Regions from separate parts of the Homo sapiens genome. Here region 1 is linked to region 2. Evidence: chromatin loops called from intact Hi-C (ENCODE). Cell type or tissue: heart right ventricle. All regions are shown on one strand.

The links. Hi-C counts contacts between places; a loop is a spot of excess contacts. Peaks named below come from ENCODE experiments on the same cell type or tissue, not always from the same donor. Only the 100,000 strongest peaks of a DNase experiment are listed, where the experiment ranks them.
Region 1: it touches region 2 in a loop (1.9-fold over the local background); 2 of 110 quality-filtered maps call a loop at or near these places.

The regions. Positions count from the first base shown.
Region 1 is chr2:174,871,040-174,879,039 of GRCh38, forward strand. It overlaps CHN1 (chimerin 1), which reads right to left. Exons shown (of 13, transcript NM_001822.7): 6 at 6,801-7,089. Among named protein-coding and RNA genes, the nearest start is that of CHRNA1, 110 kb to the left of the region's middle. RefSeq lists a silencer at 7,522-7,816. In heart right ventricle, no CTCF peak of the experiment used is centred here; no DNase peak of the experiment used is centred here; H3K4me3 peaks cover 474 bases.
Region 2 is chr2:174,956,380-174,964,379 of GRCh38, forward strand. All of the region lies in intron 1 of CHN1 (chimerin 1), which reads right to left. Among named protein-coding and RNA genes, the nearest start is that of CHN1, 45 kb to the right of the region's middle. RefSeq lists an enhancer at 7,675-8,000. In heart right ventricle, no CTCF peak of the experiment used is centred here; a DNase peak (open chromatin) is centred at 3,658; H3K27ac peaks cover 1,102 bases.

The sequences.
Region 1 (8,000 bases), 85 kb before region 2:
TGGAAGGATGGATGAGATTCACACAAATAATTTCCTGGGCCCCATTTGAGTTTTCTTTAATCATTACAGCATGGGATTCTCTGGTAAGGTGTAGATGGTCCCAACACAAAATTGATGGCCATGAGCTTGGTCACTTACCATCTTGGCTGCTTTGAACATAGCCCTAAAGAGGAGCATCTAGCCACCACCCTCACGAACTATTTCATGTCACAAAAGACAATTGTTTTCTACCTCTGATGCTTTAACCATAGAATGAAGAATGACCCTCTCCACCTCCCAAGGATATTCTAAGGATTCTGAATTCTTTAAGGGAAAAATACGTAGTAGCAAATCAAACTGAATGACTGTTTTTCTTTCTCAGTCTCAGGAGTGATTTCCATTAGGACCTTGGATTTGGCTGAACTCATTTTTAAAAAGTCATTTATGTAGTCAGTCAACAACTGTTCATATAAAACTCAAGGTGTCGAGTCACAAATGAAACAATACTGGGGGAAAAAAGCCTTGAAACTGCGGTGGAATGCCAGAATCTCATATTAATTTCTTATTCGTGATTCTGAAAAATCAGTTTTCTCATCTACAAAGGTGTTTTCTGTGGTCTGCTGGGCTATGATAAAGGCAAACTCAAATCAAAGTGAGTCCAACTTAGTATTTATTTAATGCCTGTGATAATATACAGATGATAAAGGAAGCTTGTCTCCTGCTTTCAAGATGCCTAAGTGTTATTAAATAGGGAGAAATAATGAAACATTAAAATGTAAGTTCTTTGAGACAGGGCTTAAATCTTCAACATCTTTTATTTCCTCCAGACCCTAGCCTGTTTCCTTGCAAATGGGAGGCATACAATAAATGCTGAATTAAGTGCAATTAATTTTGATAGGAGATAAGTTAGTTCAGGAGACTGAAGAAGAAATGGAGATAATATTCCTGCCTTGCTCTTAACTTGTTTAAATTCCAACATAAGGCCAGGCACTGTGGCTCACGTCTGTAATCCCAGCACTTCAGGAGGCGGAGGTGGGTAGATCACTTGAGCTCAAGAGTTTGAGACCAGCTTGGGCAACATGGAGAAACCTCATCTCTACAAAAAAATACAAAAATTAGCCAGGTATGGTAATGCACAGCTTGTAGTCCCAGCTATTTGGGAGGCTAAGGCAGGAGGATCGCTTGAGCCCAGGAGGTCAAGGCTGCAGTGAGCCATGTTTGCATCAATGCACTCCTGTCTGGGTGATGAAGTGAGACCCCACCTCAAACAAAAAAGGATCCAACATAACTTCTGAATATCAAGAAGAAATTGTGTAGATGGCTCATGAAAGACTATTTAGAAAATGAAATGTAAAGATATTAAACAGACTTACAGAAAATCTGAAAGATCTTAATGGGCTCAAGATGGAGTGCAGGTTTAATAAAAGTTCACTGAGAGGCATAGAAGCAGAAAGCTTGACTTGTCTTACATTCAGGCAAAGGAGAGTTAAAATACTGTTCGATACTAAAATGCAAATACCACAGGAAAATAATATATTTTGGCCTTAAAAGTCATTAGAGAATTATTGGACAAAGGCATACGTTTCCTGATTAGAGATAGAGCTATCACCATATTATTAAAAGAGAAACTGCTTTCTTCATAAAGCAATTAGGAGCCCTTTGCTCCTAACACAAGATAACAATCTTGTGAACTTAAAGAGCAGTTCAAGCACTCAAAAGATGGATCTTAAAGAGAAATCTGAACATGCTATTCCTAGCAAAAGCTAGGGGGACAGTACTAAGACCCAGGAATGGGCACCTGGTTGGGGACTACTCTGATCCCAGAAAGCAATAATTCTTCATGCAATGCTTCACATTTACTAGGAAGGCCACATTACAAAATCTTTGCAATACTCCTGTTCACCAGAGTAATGGTATCCATAATCCCCATTTTAGAGACTGGGGCAACTTGAGACTTAAGGAGGTTAAGGACTTGTTCAAGACCACACAGACTAATATATACTTTTTTTTTTTTTGACTTTACTTGATTTCTTAAGGAGGCTGTTTATACAGGATAAACACACTATGAGAAGTTCTGTGCAGAAATTGTAGTCTTCCTCATAAATTACTAAACTGGCTTTTTAATGCAAATCAGTAACCCTGGGCATAACTGGCAATCTCTAAGAGCCTGTTCATCCCAGAACAACTGATCTTAACCTTGAACAAGCCACATTGGAGACTTAGGCATGTAAACTTGGGGGAGAGCGAGAAGTGGATTTTAAAAGGCAGGGTTAAGAGGGAGAAGAACAAAAACAGAAGCATAGCTTGAGCATGAACAAGGAATGACAAAAAAGGCCCAAAAGACTGGGAAGGCACAAAATTAAGAAATCAACAGTTTTCTGCAAACTTCTTTGTGCCATGCACTCCTCTGGTACTGTTACCTTTATTCGTGATTAAGTATCACCTTACTGCTGATTTCTACACTGAGATTACATGGATACAGGTAATGGCCTATATTTGAAGCAAAGTAAAAACATTTAGAAGACTTGCCTTGTGAGAGACTAAGCCAATTAACAAAGCAGACTGACCATGCCCCTTTTGCTATTCCAGGGAACAAAGACTCCTATCATTCTGTGGAGGTATCCAAAGAATTCAAGTAGTTATGGCAGTTTTGGGCAAGGACCCAATTACATTTCAACTTAAAATTTCACAAGGCTTTTCAATACAACACACAGTCTGGAGATCCCAAAAGAATTCTTCAAAAATGGAACTTAAATGTTAAAGAAATTCCTTAAAAATAAATTAATATGACAATGTGCCAAGCACTGCATTCATTCCAAGCTTAGAGGGGAAGAAAAAAAATACACACACAGACACACATAGGTTATTTAGTGTGTCAAAGTTCCATAAAATAAAAAAATTCATTTTGTACACCCTTGATGTCTCAGGCATCCTTACATGTGGGACAGATTTAGATCTTAGATAACAAAATCCCAAAGTAAAGACATCCTGCCTAGATTCAGAGATCTGGCTCACAGTATGGCTTCAGAAATGCAAATTATATCATTTGTTTGATAGCTTATATTATTAACAATTATGTGAGACATTTCGAAAGTATGGTTTGGGGAAATTGAAATTATATTATTAAGTGTAAAATTATCATTAAAACTATTGCATTCAGCCATTGGTCCAGTATCTGTTGACATAAACATATTGTATTCACTACTTGGAATACCAAACTATTCAAATACAGTTCCAAGATAAATAGAAAGAAGTAACTAATAAAAGTTGGGCTCTTGGCCAGTCTGGACTGCTAACTTAAGCCATTTTAGAAGGGAAGAAAGTCTGGCTTCTCAAGATGCTGCAATTTCATGATTAAATATTTTTATCTATTTCAGTGTTTTCCAATTGATATTTCAGGCTGAGGAAGCAACTGAAATAGTTAATGAGAAAAATGACATAGCTATCACTTGGAAAAAAAATATTTTTCACACCAGATCCTAGGGACAAGTAAGAATCTTCAGGATTCACTCCTCATGGTAAAAACCTTCATGGCCATGAAACCATCCTGCCAAGCCTTTCCCGAAAGCTCAGATGCACAACTTACACCTTTAGGACTGCAACAAAAAAATAAAAACACTTGGAATTCTCATCTTTCTATTTTAAAACAAAGAAAGACCTTAGGAAATTATCTGGTTCAAAATTTCCCGAAGTGGGTTTCATGAAACATTATTTTTCAAAAATGTTCTTAATAATGGCAGGGTGATCAAATAAGTATGAGAGCACTCTTATAGAGTCATAATCATATTAAGTCATGAATAACGCAGAGAAGGCCTATAGAAAGGATCAGACTTTTATTTATTTTTTATTTATTCTTTTTTTTTTTTTTTTTTGAGACGAAGTTTCACTCTTGTTGCCCAGGCTGGTGTGCAGTGGCACGACTTCTGCTCATTGCAACCTCCGCCTCCTGGGTTCAGGTGATTCTCCTGCCTCAGCCTTCCTAGTAGCTGGGATTTCAAGCAAGTGCCACCACGCCCGGCTAATTTTTGTATTTTTAGTAGAGACGAGGTTTCACCATGTTGGCCAGGCAGGTCTTGAATGCCTGACCTCAGGTGATCCGCCCCACCTTGGCCTCCCAATGTGCTGGGATTACAGGCGTGAGCCACCATGCCCGGCCAGGATCAAACTTTTAAAAAAACTTAAATTTTCATCAAACCTATTTGAGCATAGAACCCTTTCTGCAGTATTTATTAAAATCCTGTATAATTATTGTTTTGTAGAAAATGCCTTATCTCATATGAAGAAACTGAAGTCCAGACAGGTGAGATGACTGTCCCAAGGTCATACAATTAGTTGGTGAATAAACTAAAAGCAGACCTCACTTCTCAGGACCATATCAGGTATTCCTTTTGGTACTATTGTTGTCCTTCTTCTACAATACCTACACTCCTTAAAGGATCACAGACTAGAAGAACCACATCTTGGAGACCACCTAGTCCAAAGCCTTCCCAGAAAGCTAGGGAAATACAGTTTCAGAAAAGTAAAGCAGTTTGCCCAAAGTGACATATAAAATTCATTCTTGTAGAACTAGAACATAGCTCTTAATTCCAACACTAGTATCTTTCCACAACAGCATGCTAATTCCTGCAAAGCCAACACTTTTGGCCTCTGAGGTAAAGAATTCACAGACAAGAGGGGTTTTAGCTATTAAGGGCCCATTAAATATTTATTAAACCATACTAGTGTCAATAGATACCTTAAATCAATTAAACATGATTGTCTTTACTTACAAATGTCATCCATTGTGACAGGGAATCAACGTTTCAAGCTGTTGAACAGGTCATCAACCCTGTCCTGTTGGATGACACCTGTAAATAAAATAAATCTATTTTTGAGTGAGTAGATTTTAAGCCAGCTAGATTTAAGATGCATGCGGTTTAAAGCAAAGAGTAATTTTAAAAATGATTCTTAATTATGTACTGCCGCAGAGAGATACTTCCCAGTGCCAGCAATTTCACTCTCAGTAGCTATCGCTGTCCACCAGCACAAAACAAGACCAGGGAATTCAGTACAGAAAGTTGCTAGAATACACAGGGAATCATGACTCCTGGAGCTACAAGGGTGTTCTAGGTATCTACCTCAGCTTACTATCTCTGTGAATATCAGTTCCACTTTGACTGGGGGACAACCAAGGCCTGGTGAAGTCAAATGACTTGCCTAATGTTAAACAGCTAAGTGTCTTTAGCTAAAGTCCCTTGGTGTTGGAAAGCACGTTCAGAATGCATTAACAAAGGTTTTCACTAGGCTGATCAATTTTGAAAGACTCACATGTACACATTTTTAAACATTTCACAAATGCTGACTTAGAATGTTCTAGCAAATCTGCAAAGAATATAATGTCAGTATTATTCAAATACAAGCATTACTAAAAAATGCCATAAATGGAAAATCAACCAATAGTCAGAAAATGGGAACTAGACCATGAAAAGAATATTAAATACAGCAGGTATTAAGGATTTTAAGTTCTGGCTACTTCCAAACAAGATTTGTGGTTCCTAACAATATGAATATATAAAAAAACAATTTTTATACATTTTCTACAGCTTATCCTTTTAAATGTTGTTTTCTCCGTAGCAACAAAATGCCAATGTAAGATCTGCCAAAAACTAAAATTTGAGCTGGACACAAACTTTCTTATTTCCATTCTGTACCCAAATACTCTAAGGTAATGGGAAGTTATTTGAGGATGCTGCCTTGAGGTCAGATGGCTGCTATATAATAACATTACCACCAAACTACATTGAGTGTCTACATGTGCCAAGTGCTGATGGAGCATTTTACGCTTGCTATCTCACTCACTCCTCACAGCAATTTGACCATTATTACAATTTTACAAATAAGACAATCAAAAGCACAGACAAATTAGGTATTACAACTTGCACACAAATCTTGCATAGAATCCGAGCTCAAGACCTATTGCATTTCTTTGGTTTAGCAATTGAAGATTCTTAAAAACATAAAAATGAATTGACACAGTTCCAATTACAATACCTAAAATGCCCCCAACTAAATGTCACACACTATAAAACATCAGGAAAATCTCTTACTTTTTTCTTGGGGGTGAGGAGGAGGCTGGTGGCAATTTTCAAAAGTAAAATAATCTTAATGCCAAGAAATTAAAACTTTTATGTTAACCTGAAATATATCACAACTAAAATATGACAGCTAAAAAACTTAAATTGTCTTTTAGAATTAATTGTCTTTTATAATTAAGGAAAAGTAAAAGTGAATCTTACTCATTCAATTACTTCTTAACAGATTATAAAGAGATAAATCCTCCTCCTATTCAAGAATGACTGACTCCCAAAATGTGTGTGTATACATACACACACACATAATATACACACACACATAAAATCTTGCTAAGAACACAACTATTTATAAAGTAAATTATCTTTAAGGAAAACAAAAAAGTAATTTTGAGAGATAATGCAACCCCCTCAATTACTTACGTAATAGTAGCTATCTTTTCTTGACCAGGAGTTATGCTTCTGACCAATCCCCTGAACTATTTTTTATTAGGGGCCATTTTTCCAACATAGTTTTAAAATTGTGAAACTGATAAAACAGAAAACAACCAGGAATATAAAAATTTACCTAACATATTTTAATAGAACAAGAATTAGTTATATGCAAAGCTCAGCATCACAGAAACTAGACATTAAGAAAAATGAATATACTTTCCAAAGCACTGTGGATAAATCAATCTCTTCTGGCAATAATGGCTTTCTTAAAAGAACCCCAAACAGAAAAAGATAAAGTGTGGTTTCATAGTAGCTTACCCTTTTCTCTGACACCCCATCCTGGCCTGTAGAATCTCTCTCATCATGTGTCTCTTTCAGGACTGGCATATGTTTTTTGTATGCTGGCTCTCTGTTTAAGGTTGTGTATCCTACGTGCTCATAAATTGGGTTTATCGTCATCTTGGCAATGTATTCTGCTGCCTTGGTTTCAATATAGAGAGTAATCAAGCCATCAGTCACCAGATCGTGGATGGACTCAAAGCGTTTCTCCCCAACAAAGTGCTTGCCATCGTAGTAGAGCCTGAAGTTTCTGGTTTGACTTCCAAATCTGCCTCAATGAAATGGGAAAGATGTTTTTAAGAAAAGTAAGCAACTGAATTCTTTCTGAAAAAAAAACAAAAACAAAAAAAAACTATCGCTTTGTTTTGTGTGTGTCTTCTTTGTTTAAATAAGCTGTGGCTAATCTCTCTGAATCGTCTGGAATATATAAAATTAAACCTTTGAACACAAAGAATGAGCTTGCAATAATTAGGGACAACTAGTCAAAAGCATGCCTACCATAGAAATAATTTTTTTTATTTATCTTTTTAAACCACTTTATTATACCTGTGGAAAAAATGGGAGAAAATAAACCTCACACCACATTAAAACATAGTCAATATTCAATTGGCCAACTCCATAATAGATGACATTTCTATACTAACATTTTTTCTTCAAGTTGATCAATAAGAATATTCAATGTACTTTAGACCTCAGCAGTCATGTATTTTAATAGGAAAGCTCCATTTAGGGCTAACCAGAATATGATGCCAGCAATCACTTAAAGTAGAGCTGACTCCAGAAACCTGAGCCATGCAGGGCAGGATGGCACAGAAACACACTTTCGCTACTTCTGGCCACAGGCCAAGGACTTATTCTTTCGTTTTTAAAGAGTCATTATTCTGTCTGCTGGTTAGGTCTGTGCAAGAAATGTTTGAAATACATACGGCACAAAAGTCATAAGCTATTGGACTATAGAAATTCTGTTTTCAATTTTATGTTCTGATGATGTGCTCTAACAACTGAAGAATAATGGTTTACTTTTATGATAATTTCAGTATTTTGCTTCCTGCAGCAGACCTCAGAAATGGATCCAATTTGGCATGATTAACATCAGTGTCCTTGCAGGAAGACACAGGCAAGAAAATGCACTGACTTTAATGAAAGCAGATGTCAAAAGGCAACAAGGCAACAAGAGCT
Region 2 (8,000 bases):
CAGAAACTCAAATCTACATAAAGAAAGAGCATCAGAGAAGGAATATATGATGGTAAAATGAAAAAACAAAACACACACACAAATATGTCTGCTCAAAGAATGAATAACAGGCCGGGCGTGGTGGCTCACACCTGTAATCCCAGAACTTTGGGAGGCCAAGAGGGGCGGGTCACCTGAGGTGAGGAACTCGAGACCAGCCTTGGCCAACATGATGAAACCCCATCTCTACTAAAAATACAATCATTAGCTGGGCGTGGTGGCAGGTACCTGTACCCCAGCTACTCAGGAGGCTGAGGCAGGGAGAACTGCTTGAACCCAGTGGGCAGAGGCTGCAGTGAGCTGAGATCACACCACTGCTCTCCAGCCTGGGTGACAGAGCAAGACTCCATCTCAAAAAAAAAAAAAAAAGAATGAATAACAGATTACATGAATAAATGAATAATGAATGAAATAATGCAGCAAATAGAGTCATTTCTTATTATTCACAGTAATTATATGCTATGAAGTTACCTCGAACACTGAATTTAGCAGCAAATACTGAACCACTGCTCCTGGGGGCAACACAGGGTTAGGTTCCTGTGTGCCTCTGGTCACAACATTTTCATCAACCATTAAATACATAACCTTGTGTTATATGTGTATCTCTTTAAAGACACCTTATTTCGTATATACCGTTGATTCATTAACACTGAACTCACAGCAACAACACTGGAACTCATGCCTGTATGAAGCTTATCTAACACATGCATACTCTCCAAAAGATGTATCACAGCCTTCTTGCTCTTAGGAACACTGTCTAGACAGCACTTTAGCACGAGGCTTGGGGACCATTTTAAATGGCAAAATCACTAAGAACAACAACAATAAAATCCCACAAAAATGTAAAAAAGTGTGGCCCTGAAAAGACCATGAAAAGAGGACTTGTTTACAGCGTGAGAGCTGAAACAAGGCGGAGAACTGCCTTGCTTGGCCACAGCCGGGAACAGGCAGGTCATATGACTCAAATTTTTTACTTCTCTGTGATTATTTGCAAGTGACCACAATGCCTCTGCTAGGGTGTGTGTGTTGGGGGGGGGGGCAGTTAATTATATTGAAGTTTGTCTTAATAAGTAAACCATAATTAACTCAATTGTATTTTTAATACTAGAAAAAATTTGCCTGTAAGCATTCAAGTCATGTTATTATTTCCTTGATATTCTGCTGTTATTATAATTCAATCCTAAGGAGTATGACGTGGAGCGAGTTTCCAGTTTATAACAGGACACCCATATTCTATGTGTGTCTCCACTTCCTTGTGGGGCTCCAAACCATAAGAGGTGGTGACCAGGTACCTCCTGATCCACTGTGAGGGGCTAGGAAGGGAGGGAGCACTCAATGAGACTGGGACCCTATCTAGTAAATAATTTAATCTTGTCTCAGAAGAGGTCTAGACCTTGCCTTCAAAGATAATTTTTGTTTGCCTGGGGCCAGCCAGAGAGTAACTTGGGGCTTTGGGTCACTGGTATCAGTTAAGGAACCACATGGACAGTCAATCAACCATGCTTATGCAATAAAGCCCCAATGAAAGCTCTGAACACCGAGGCCGGGAGAGCTTCTCTGGTTGGAAATATCCCACGTGGATCATCACACATAAATGCAAGAAGAAGCCAGCGACATAACTGTAATCCCAGCTACTCTGGAGGCTGAGGCAGGAGGACTGCTTGAGCCCAGGAGTTCAAGATCAGCCTGGGCACCAAGGAAGGAAGGAAAGGGAGGGAAGGGAGGAAGTAAGGAAGGAAGGACAGGAGGAGAGAAGGAAGGGAGGGAGGGAGGGTGGGCATGTGTCCTGACTCCAAGGAGAGAGGACAATGGAAACTCTGTGTTTTGCATTTCTCCTGGACGCTGTCCTGTGCCTGTCTTCCCCTGGCTGATTTTAATATGTATCCTTTCCCGGCAATAACCATGAATGTAAGTAATGTTTAGTGAGTTCTGTTGAGTCCTTCTAGTGAATTTTAGTCCATGAAGGTGGTTGGGGAACTCCCCCACTCAATTTGCAGTTGGTGTCAAAAGTGAGGGAAGTCTTGGAGATTTTGTAGTTGGCCCTAACGCCTCACAGACCCTGTGCAAAGCTGCACCTATGAGCCGTGAGGGCCTCCCGGAGATCATTCTGACTTTGGAGAAGGTGAGAAAGAAAGGCTAATTCTCAAAGTCCTTACTCTAAGAACTGTGTACTTAGTGCTAGGTGGCGCTTTCTTAGGGAACATCAACCTTTACTTGCTCTGTGACTTTAGAAAATTTACTACCTCTCTGCATCTTAATCTATTTATTTATAAAATGGAATAACAATATCATCTAAAATGGGAATAGTAACAACATAGGTTTGTTGTTGAGAATTAAATTAGGTATCATCTATAAAGCACCTTGTACTTAGGAGACCTTCAGTAAATAAGAACCCTCTCCTGCCTTCACCAAAAGTTATTCTGAAAACACAATATTACCATATTAGCCTCAAGCCGCTGTTAATGATTTCAGCCATGTATTCCCTTCTTACTATCTTGGTCTTCCATGTACACCTGCTCTGTTATAAAAGACATTATTCAAGATGCTACAGATCACAATCATGGCCAAATAAATTTAGTATTTGGCAAAAAAATAAGAAATATTAGGGGAAAAGTTTGAATTTCTTTTAATATTCTTTTAATATTTCTTTTAATATTAAAACAATTCTAATTAATGACATTTAAGAGCACTGTTTAGGTTTTAAATATATTTTCCTAGCAATCTATTTTTTGCTGGTAGAAGTCTAAACTGGCATAACCTCTCTGGAGAGCAATTAGCTATATATACCATAAGCTTAACTGTGTAACAGGTATCTATTAAGGCAGAGATTAGATGAGATGTTCTTTGAAGGAGAACACTTAAAAATTATTTTGGCCTTTCTTATGTTTATGGGTAGAGACCTTAGATCACTGGTGTGGATCCTTTTGCTGAGAGAAAAGCGGCTTGAATGTTCCTTTAGTTGACCAGTGGGTAGGTGCCACTGTCCTTAGGACTCAGGGGAGGAGGGGACACTGGGAGGGGAAAGTTGAATGGCTTAGGAAAAAGTGCCTCAATCTCTTGATATGCAGAATTAGTTGCTGAAGGCAGGAGGACCAATTTTCCAGGACGCTAAATCTTCCTGAAAAGGAAGAAACATTACCCCAATCTTTAATTCCTGAGATTCAAAATTAAAGAGTTCTGTCACAGAAGACACTCATAGCTCAAGCCAAGTCCCACTGGCAAGAAGAGGCAGAGACATTCCTGAAATAAAATGGCCTTGAAGAAGGAATAACTGAAACTGGTGATCTAAGGTCACACAAAAAGCTTCTGCGTTTATCAGGTAGGACAGATTCTGGCACAGCCTAAGGTGGATGCTGGAAGTGTCTCTGACCTCAGCCTCCCTGGTACACTAAATCCTTCAGTAAAAGAAAATGAACTTTTAAAAAACTGCAATCTTGACCTTCAACTGCGGTGACTGCTGTGACCTGGGCCATGGTCTGACCAGAAACAGGATCCTAGTGGCAGTTCAAGCAACTATTGCCAAACAGTGCAGGGCTGGTCTTAAATGCTGAGAAAAAATGATGATGGGAAGGAAGAGCAATAGTGTAGTTGGTTCTTTTTCTGGCATTTGGAGGCAGATGGGATGACTCTGGGACTGGGAAAGCCTCCTGGGGCTCAAACTTGGAGGCGGAGACTGTCTAAAAAGGAACATAATAAATTTCCTGCTGATTAATAGAAAAAAACATGAGAGTGTAACAGGTCATGCCAGTTCCTTCTGCATACCTTTAGACCCAGCAGTTCTATTTTTAGAAATTCATTGTAAACAATTAATTAAGGATGTTAGAAAAATATTAATACAGAAGAATATCACAATATTACTTTTAAAGACTAAAATACTGTACTCAACCTAAATGTCCAACAACTGAAAACCAGCTTAATCCATTATGATTAAGTATGATTAAGTATTCCAGTTTGAAGATACCTGGACTACATGAAAAGGACTTTACCTTTTAATCTCTTAGAAAGTGTGTTCTCTGTTATCTTAAATATTTTAAATCTTATAAACCAGTGGCTGTCAATCTTTTGGGTCTCAGAAATCTGGATTCTAAAGAGCTTTTAATATTTATTGATATTAGCCACACTGGAAATTAAAACACAGCTGGGGCCGGGCACGGTGGCTCATGCCTGTAATCCCAGCACTCTGGGAGGCCAAGGCGGGTGGATCACAAGGTCAGGGGTTCGAGACCAACCTGGTCTCTACTAAAAATACAAAAATCAGCCAGGCGTGGTGGTGCACACCTGTAGTCCCAGCTACTCGGGAGGCTGAGGTAGGAGAATCGTTTGAACCCAGGAGGCAGAGGTTGCAGTGAGCCGAGATCATGCCACTGTACTCTGACCTGGGCGACAGAGCGTGACTCCGTCTCAAAAAAAATGAAAATAAAAACACAGCTGGGCACAGTGGCTCATGCCTGTAATGTCAGCACTTTGGGAGGCTGAGGCAGGAGGATCACTTGAGTACAGGAGTTCAAGACCAGCCTGGGCAACAAGTGAGACCTTGTCTCTAGAAAAAAGACAAAAAGAAAAAAAAAATCAGGTGGCGCGTGACTGTAGTCCCAGCTACACAGGAAACTGGGGTGGAAGGATCACTTGAGCCCAGGAAGTGGAGGCTGCAGTAAGCTGTGTTTGTGCCACTGCACACTAGTCTGGGTGACACTGACGGAGGGAAGGAAGGAAGGGAGGAAGGGAAGGGAGGGAGGGAGGCAGGGAGGGAAGGAATGGAAGGAACAGAGGGAAGGGAGGGAAGGGAGGGAGGGAAGAAGGGAGGGAGGGAGGGAGGGAGGAAGGCAGGCAGGCAGGCAGAAACTTGAATCATATTTTTTTGTTAATTCATTTAAAAATAATTAGCCAGCTGGGTGTGGTGGCTCACACCTGTAATCCCAGCACTTTGGGAGGCCGATCACCTGAGGGTGGATCACCTGAGGTCGGGAGTTCAAAACCAGCCTGACCAACATGGAGAAACCCCGTCTCTACTAAAAATACAAAATTAGCCGGGCATGGTTGCAGGTGCCTGTAATCCCAGCTACTCGGGAGGCTGAGGCAGGAGAATCGCTTGAACCCGGGAGGCGGAGGTTGCAGTGAGGTGAGATTGCGCCATTGCACTCCAGCCTGGGCAAAAAGAGTGAAACTCCGTCTCAAAAATAAATAAATAAATAAAAATAAAAATAAAATTAAAAAAATAAAAATAATAAGCCTATTATATCTTAACATTTTTATGAAAAATAACCATATTTTTCAGAACAAAAAAATTGTTTTACATTCTGCAAATCTCTTTAATGTCTAGCCTAATACAAGACAGCTGGATTCTCATATCTACATCTGTTGTTATACCACATGCCATGTAGCTTCTAGAAGATTCAATTAGATACTAGCAAGAGAATGAGAGTGATGAAAATAATGTCTCAGTATTATTACAAAAATAGTCTTAACTTTGTAAAATCTCCCTCAGGAGTCCCTGGACCATGCTTTGAGAATGAGTATTTTAAACCGTAATTTCCTTGGCATATCTAGGATATGGGATAGAGTGGGGTTAATAAACATTTCATCGAGGGCCAGGCGCGGTGGCTCACGCCTGTAATCACAGCACTTTGTTAGGCCGAGGCAGACAGATCACGAGGTCAGGAGTTCAAGACCAGCCTGACCAACATGGTGAAACCCCGTCTCTACTAAAAATACGAAAATTAGCCGGGCGGGGTGGCGCGCGCCTATAATCCCAGCTACTCAGGAGGCTGAGGCAGGAGAATCGCTTGAACCTGGGAGGCGGAGGTTGCAGTGAGCCGAGATCACGCCACTGCATTCCAGCCTGGGCAACAGACCAAGACTCTGTCTCAAAAACAAACAAACAAACAAAGAAGAAATATTTCATCTAATAGAAGAAATACAAAAATTAGGAAGAGAAAAGAGAGAAAATTGTGTGTTCTTTTGGCAGAGAACAGCAGCTTGTTCAAAGTTATCCAGGGCTAATACTCCGAAAATGTTTGTGATTGCCTTCAGCTGAAGGTCTCAAGCGCTCACAACACCTCTTTTTGATTCTGTCAGAAAATCCGCCCAGACCCAGCTTATGAACCTGTCAAACTCCATCAGCAGAATATGACTGAGAATGAGAAGCAGATAACCTATGACTTAAGAATAGCTGCTTAAAATATCTTTATCATGGTATGGCTGGGCACGGTGGCTCACGCCTGCAATCCCAGCACTTTGGAAGGCCCGGGGGGGGGGGGGGGGGGGGCAGATCACCTGAGGTCAGGAGTTCGACACCAGCCTAGCCAACAGGGTGAAACCCGGCCTCTACTAAAAATACAAAAATTAGCCGGGCATGATGGCATGCATCTGTAATCCCTGCTACTCAGGAGGCTGAGGCAGGAGAATTGCTTGAACCAGGGAGGCAGAGGTTGCAGCGAGCCAAGATCGTGCCACTGCACTCCAGCCTGGGCAACAGAGCGAGACCCTGTCTCAAAAAATAATTATTATTATTATATACATATATCCTTATCATGATATGTACGACTATTTAAATTAAGTATATACCCATAAAATCTATTAAAAGGTTTTCTCCATTGCCATGAAGTGTCAGTAATACTTTTCATACCTAATATAAAAGATAATTTTATAAAAATATCAGTTATGCTGGCACACAGAAATGTTAAAATAATCAGAAAGTTTCATTCATTCAGTAATTACACATGAAACACCTTCTATGGGTGAGGGTGTCAGTTACGAGGCGGGTCCAGATATAGTTTGTGCCTTCAATGGCAGTAACAAAAATATGATGGATATTATTCACAAACAAGGCAATAAAGTAAGAGTAATAGAAGTTTTACAAACATTGTCTTGTCTAAATGCCTGGCAAGAATAGGTCTATAGTAAGTATTTGCTGAACTGATGAACGAATGGAAGGAAAGAAGGAATCACTTTTGGCCAGAGAGTCAAGAAACACATACCAGAAGAGGTATTATCCGACAAGACTCTTAAAGGATAGATGGTTTTTAAAATAAAGGGGCTGCGAATAACAGGCAGAAGGACACTAAACAGAGGAGAGAACACAGTGAAAAAGAGGGCAGAAACAAGAAAGTTCAGTACATGTTTGAGGAACTGCAAACAATGCAGAGTGGCTGAAATAAAGATATACTGAGGAAAGTTTGTGACTCAGGCCCTGGAGGGAACCTGGGCTGAGTTGTCAGGAGCCATCCACAAATAACGCACTATGAGTTCTTCTCTGGTTTGTATGTTCTTTCAATTAAATACTCAGCTATTTGAGGACAGAAGAATGCTGTAGTCAGGTCCAGCTCACTTCTCAAGAGTCGGAGAAAGCAAACCAGGCAACAGGAAAGCCAAAGACAGAAGACAACAAGCACAACTCATGGAGCCGACTCACAAGAGCACAAAGTAAGGAACTGAAAATTGCAGGTGGCAGCAAGGCCTGGGAAAGGGGAGAGAAGCTTCATGTCTAAGCTAGGTTCTGTGTGAGACATTCTCCTCGAGACTTGATGTAAAAACATAAACAAATCCATGAAAATGAAAGAAAAAGATGAGATCAAAATAAGCCTAAGTTAATTCGTATGTACAGTACAACCTTGTCAGAGAATTTTTTCATTTTTTTATAAATGAAAGAAAAGATATTCCTGTGTATATGTATGTGCATGTGTACACAGCAGGGAGAGAGAGGATGAAAGAACTAGAAAGACACACACTAGAAGGGTTAACAGTAGTGATCTCCAGATCAGCCTTTCTCCTCCTCTAAAGCAAGCCTGGATAATGTTTCAAGTGACTGTTTTCTTAGTTCTCCCAAGTATGGGAGATAACAAACTCTTTCTGGAAGCACAGGAGAGAAGTTACCTTATTACATGTAATGGATGTCCTATGGTCTTGGAGTATTATTCTCTCCTAGAACCAGGAGGAGAAAGGCCTCTCTATTATACAACGAA